Regions from separate parts of the Homo sapiens genome. Here region 2 is linked to region 1. The links are chromatin loops, found by intact Hi-C in ENCODE. Cell type or tissue: A673. All regions are shown on one strand. Each heading gives the region's core, and the rest is flanking DNA. Links, peaks and the distances in the headings are about the cores only. Region 1 overlaps GNAQ (G protein subunit alpha q). Region 2 overlaps GNAQ (G protein subunit alpha q).

Evidence for each region. A loop is a pair of places that touch in the nucleus more often than their neighbours do. Peaks named below come from ENCODE experiments on the same cell type or tissue, not always from the same donor. Only the 100,000 strongest peaks of a DNase experiment are listed, where the experiment ranks them.
Region 2: it touches region 1 in a loop (2.1-fold over the local background); 2 of 110 quality-filtered maps call a loop at or near these places.

Annotation. Positions count from the first base shown.
Region 1 is chr9:77,959,204-77,962,016 of GRCh38, reverse strand. All of the region lies in intron 1 of GNAQ (G protein subunit alpha q), which reads left to right. Among named protein-coding and RNA genes, the nearest start is that of GNAQ, 71 kb to the left of the region's middle. In A673, for the core only: no CTCF peak of the experiment used is centred there; a DNase peak (open chromatin) is centred at 1,446.
Region 2 is chr9:77,866,137-77,868,949 of GRCh38, reverse strand. All of the region lies in intron 2 of GNAQ (G protein subunit alpha q), which reads left to right. Among named protein-coding and RNA genes, the nearest start is that of GNAQ, 160 kb to the left of the region's middle. In A673, for the core only: no CTCF peak of the experiment used is centred there; no DNase peak of the experiment used is centred there.

The DNA of each region.
Region 1 (2,813 bases), core at 33-2,532:
TAATTGCCAGAAGTTCATTTGGGACTTTAAAAATACATTCCTTTCTCTTTTCTTCATGTTTATGTTTTCCTCTACATTCTTGAGGTGGTGGAACCTAACTAGTACTGCTTTTTAAAAAACATCCTTGTCTTCTGGGTCTAAATTTATTGAGCTTTCTTGGAGTTATGGGTCACCTTTTCCTGTTTCTTTATTTGCCTGATAGTTTTGGGTAAGATGCCAGACATTGTGAATCTTACATTGTTGATTGCTGGATATTTTGGATTCCTTTGAAAAGTGGTGGACTTTGTTCTGTCATGCAGCTGATTTACTTGGGATCACTTCAGTAATTTGTAGTCTTGCTTTTAGGCTTTGTTAGGGTAAGTTTAGAGCAGCCTCTCTTTCATAGTTACTTAAACTTCACTATTACGTTGATACCCTTATGAAAACTCACTGATTCCTTCTTTGTGGTGCAGTGAACCTGTGTGAACCTTGGGAATTGTTCAGACTATGTGTTCCCATGTTTCTTTCTCACCCCACTCACGTGTAGATCATTATTATTGAGCTTCAGGTTCAAGGGCACCCTTCTGCACATCTCAAGAGCTTTCTCTCTGTTCAGCTCTTTCCTTTCCAGCATTCTGTCATGCACATTCTAGGATTCTAAGCCTTTCTCGATTCTGATCTCTGTTTTTCAACCCAGTGAGAGCACTGGGTTCTTTTTGGGATCCTCCTTGCCATGTTGTTGTGTGGAAACTGAAGCCGTGTGGTTATGTGGAGGCAGTCCTAGGATTTACCTTATTTGTATCCCTGTGCTCCTTGTTGTCGTGTGTTAAAACAATTGTATATTTTATTTGACTTCCTGGGCTTTTCCCCCCATTTTATAAGTGAATGAGTATAAATTCAAAGTCTGGTAATATCCATTAGGTTCTAAAAGCATCTACTTTTGTTATTTTAATTTTAAATATAAAAGTGTTACCAGACATTACTTTTAAAGGAAAGAGTAAATGGCTAGAATTTGAACTGTTCTGTTTGTTGGAATCCAAACTATGTGTTTCAAATAATGAAATGTATTAAAGATATGTCATACAGGGAATGATCTCATATATCATTTATGAAATGGTTGCTTGTACAAAATGATTTCCAGGCCTCCTGTGCTCGTTAGTATTTCATTTTAAAGATAGCCATGAAAAATACAGGAAAGGATGTAAACTCTTAAGTTTCTTATTTTTCTGTTTATTCTAGTGTAGTGAATAGATCATTTTTTTTAGGTTAAAGTGATACTTTAGATTCTTTGTGGTTTTAATTTAGCTAGTTTTTCCCATCTTTTGTAAATGATATTTTGTATTGACTATATTTTCTTATTTTCTGTATTATTGATGATCCAGCATTTGGGGCTTTGCTAATCCTAAAGACTCCGCCCTCTCTGGGCTAGCTAATTCCTAGAGTTAACAAGTGACTCCCTGCGGCATGCCTTTCCTGTGCAAACCAATCAGTCCAGAGCACACAGCCACCAACCACCTCCTTTAGCTCTCAGAGATTGAGCCGGGATCTCTCTTCTGTAATATCACTCCAGGGCCAGGGGTAACAGGGCAACTAAGGGCAATCCCTACATACCACAGTCCACTGAAAATATTCAAATTAGCCAATTCTAATTCTGCCTACCTCGCTTTGCCTGTTTCTTTCTGAAAAAACTACAGTAAAGGACCTGACCCATGCCTTCTCCTCACTCCCTCTGCCTCCTGACCCATTCTGGTGTGATGACCAAACAATATCAGTCCTTTTGTCAATTTCTTACTTTCTGAGGTGGCTGGAAGAGAAGGAAATAAAGAGAGCAGAAAAAATGCAATACAAAAATAAAACACAATAAAAGAAAGATGAGCAGGATGATTCCAGTGAGCATAGAATTAAAGCAAGTAGAATTAAAGTTCCCTTACCCTTAATAACAAAACTAAAGCTATACCCATTCTCTTGGTTAAAGAGAATTATATGAATAAAAAAAAAAGAAATGGTGTTGAGTGAAGAGGCAAGGAATCCATTTATCATCCACTGTCATCCTTCTTTCAGAGGATAGAGGTGATATAGCAGGTCCAAATTAGCTTCCACAATTTAGGTTTTACAATCCAAGGGGCTGACGCATGGGTGGAACATGGAGGATTCCTAGAACCATGGTGCCACCTTTTTGGGGGGCCTGAATCTTGACATCCTTAGTTTCCAAAATTCTGCTGTAGAAAAACTGATTGGCATATAGATTTGTAGCAGTCGTTTGGAAAGGAGACTCTTCTGATTTTTTTTATACTTTGAGTATTGGTAAAATATTAAATATTGTGCAAGGTAGGAAGAGAAAAACTCAATGATTTTTAGCAATTATAGAGATAAAAATAATTGAAGGAATAAAACAGTGAGTGAACAAAATATACTGTGCTATAATGTTTTGATAAAAATATTCAAAACGGACTTGTTATTTCCCAAAAAACATACTTTCATGCAGATTGAAATTTGCAAATGATAGTTTAGAAAATTTATCTACAGAATTATTTCTATAAAATCCTGACTTGCAATGGCAGTCTGTTTTTATTTAAAGATTTATTTGTATTTTATGGATATTTAGAATATCACACATTTACTAATAAATTTCACATTATCTGTAAGTATGAAGGATGAACTAAAACATATAAAAATAAAAGTTATATATGAAAACAGATGATTGCAAACTAATGATTCTTTGGATTAAAATACACCAGAAGAAAAGAAAATATTTTATCATAGACTGAAAGTTGGGATATGTAAATGAAGCAAGAGACTTTGGAATGACAGGACAATGTGAGTAGAACAGAAAA
Region 2 (2,813 bases), core at 278-2,777, 93 kb after region 1:
AGTGGCATGATCTCGGCTCACTGCAACTTCTGTCTGCCAGGTTCAAGCAATTCTCTTGCCTCAGCCTCCCAAGTAGCTGGGATTACAGGCATGCGCCACCACGCCTGGCTGATTTTTGTTGTCTTTTTCTTTTTTGGTTTTTTGTTTGTTTGTTTTGAGATGGAGTCTCGCTCTGTCACCAGGCTGGAGTGCAGTGGCCCGATCTCGGCTCACCGCAATCTCTGCCTCCCGGGTTCAAGTGATCCTCCTGCCTCAGCCTCCTGAGTAGCTGGATTACAGGCACGTGCCACCACACCCAGCTAATTTTTGTATTTTTAGTAGAGACGGGACTTCACTATGTTGGCCAGGATGGTCTTGATCTCTTGACCTCATGATCAGCCCGCCTCTGCCTCCCAAAGTGCTGGGATTACAGGCATAAACCACTGCTCCTGGCCAAGCATTCATATTTCTCAAAGAATTAAATTTTATATTTAAAGCTGATTTTGGGAAATGTCATCATTCCAGAAGAAATTTAATAAACTGCTTCCTTATTAAAGGTAAGTCCATTAATCAAACCATGCCACAGATCATTAAATATCCTCTTATTCATGATTCATAATGTTTGGTCTGTTTCAACAAAGGTTGGCCTTTTGCTTGAAAAGGATTATTGCACATGTACAAAATGTGACCATTAATACTGAACACCAAGAATGTTTGTATTGGATGGAGTAGGTTATTTTGAAAAGTGTAACCATTTGCTATTATTTCTATTACTAAGTATATGTCTGTTGTTTAGGATACACAGAGGAATACTATATTCATATGCTATATGCTGTGATATGCACATGTACTTATAAAGTCTAAAGTATATTCCAGTATATGCTGATGCTTCTCCTTATTGCATCTATGACAAGGGATGATCACAGATGCATATAATTGACTACTCTTAAGCAAAATTGGCTCTACTGAGGTCAGGGAGGGCTGATATGGTAAATTTTACATTGCAAAGCTAAATTATTTGTCAAGTTTGATAAGTTGTTTTGCTCATAGCATATTTGAGTTCTTCTAAAGGGGATTAATGATGATGTGGCCTTTGAAAAGCTTTATTCCTGCATGTCCTTTTACACCTGTCTCTAGTCCTCTTCCATAATACTATGATTGGGAATAATCCATATTGGATGGGCCAGCTCTTAATGGTGTGCAACCTCACTTCTTAGAAAGGACTGCAATTGAGAGTCTGGATTGTTCTCCTGCACATATGTACTTGCATGTGATGCTTCCATACACAGTTACTGTTGCTCTTCCTGAGGGCTGCATACAGAAGGATTGGTGCCTGGGTTTAAGCCCAAGCATGCTCTCCTTCTGCTTGACTTTACTTCATTCACACACTTTGGAGTTTGTTTCAGATGAGTGTATAATCTTAATAAATTATGATTTGACTGCAAAATTTTAAATCAATCACTTAATAATGTTTTATTAAGACTCTACCATATATTTAGGGCACAGCCCTGGTCCTTTTTGGAAATCTTTAATTTTGTTTTTCTACTTTGCCTTGATCCAAGAGGATTTTAAGTGGTTTACAAGGAGCAAAGTAATATAAGTTGGAAGTATTACAGTTTAGAAAAGGAAAACAGTAATTTGGGGATCTGGTCCAGGCTTCTATATAATTTTTCATTTAGTTGAGGGAATACAAATGAATTTTTCAAACAATAAAAAAAGTCCTCTGTTGATTGGCTCCAGTGAGTAGCACAGTGAGCACTCTTTGAGAGTCCAGGAGAGTTCCCAAGGCGGGGGGAAGTGGGGGCCAGGGGCATTGTAGCTGGGATGCTCAGGCAAAGAGATGGAGTTTGAGCTGCTTCTTAAAGTGAAGGGTAGGGAAGATGATGCAATTGATCTCTGAACAGTGATAAATGTAGAAAGGATGTTCAGAACACACTCTGTCTTACTAAAGGAGCTCTCTTTTCAACTGGTACATTTTTCATGCTCAGTAACTACCTACTTTAAAATTCAGTAGGGAAACATCTTTTTAATTCTCAGTTTAAGATGCAAAGCATAAATATATTTCTTTAAAGACAGTACATTAACTAACTATAGAAAATAATAAACTCCAGATGACGACTGTGTTTTAATAAAAATCATAACTTTATATACCTTCATTTAAAAAGTTTGTATTTTAATTTAGACAAAATATTGGCCAAATTTTATAACAGCTAATTTCCAAGCTTACATTCATTTTCAACTCAAGATAGTGTTGTTTAATTTGCATTTCAAGAACTACTCAGTTGTTATTTTTATATTCTTTTTATAACTCATTGCTGTATGCATCTAAAGTTACTGTGTGAAATTTCTAGAGAAGTACTCCTGATTGGGTTATTTTGTCCATCAGTATGATTAGTACATGCAACTGATAATTTGGTAATTTACTCAGCTATAGCTTTTGGTAAAGACTGACAAGATATCACAAGTAACCGTCTTAGCTGTGATGATTTGGTTTAGTTTTAATTTTTAATTTTTAATTATTTATTTATTTTTTGAGACAGTACTCAGCTTACTGCAACCTCCGCCTCCTGGGTTCAAGCCATTCTCTTGCCTCAGCCTCCCAAGTAGCTGGGATTACAGGCACCTGCCACCACACCCAGCTAATTTTTGTATTTTAATAGAGATGGGGCTTCACCATGTTGGCCAGGCTGGTCTGGAGCTCCTGACCTCAAATGATCTGCCCGCCTTGGCCTACCAAAGTGCTGGGATTACAGGTGTGAGCCACCACACCCGGCCTAAATTTTTGTTTTTTTTAAATCACTGCCCAACTTTATTCTACCAGCTAGTGATAAATA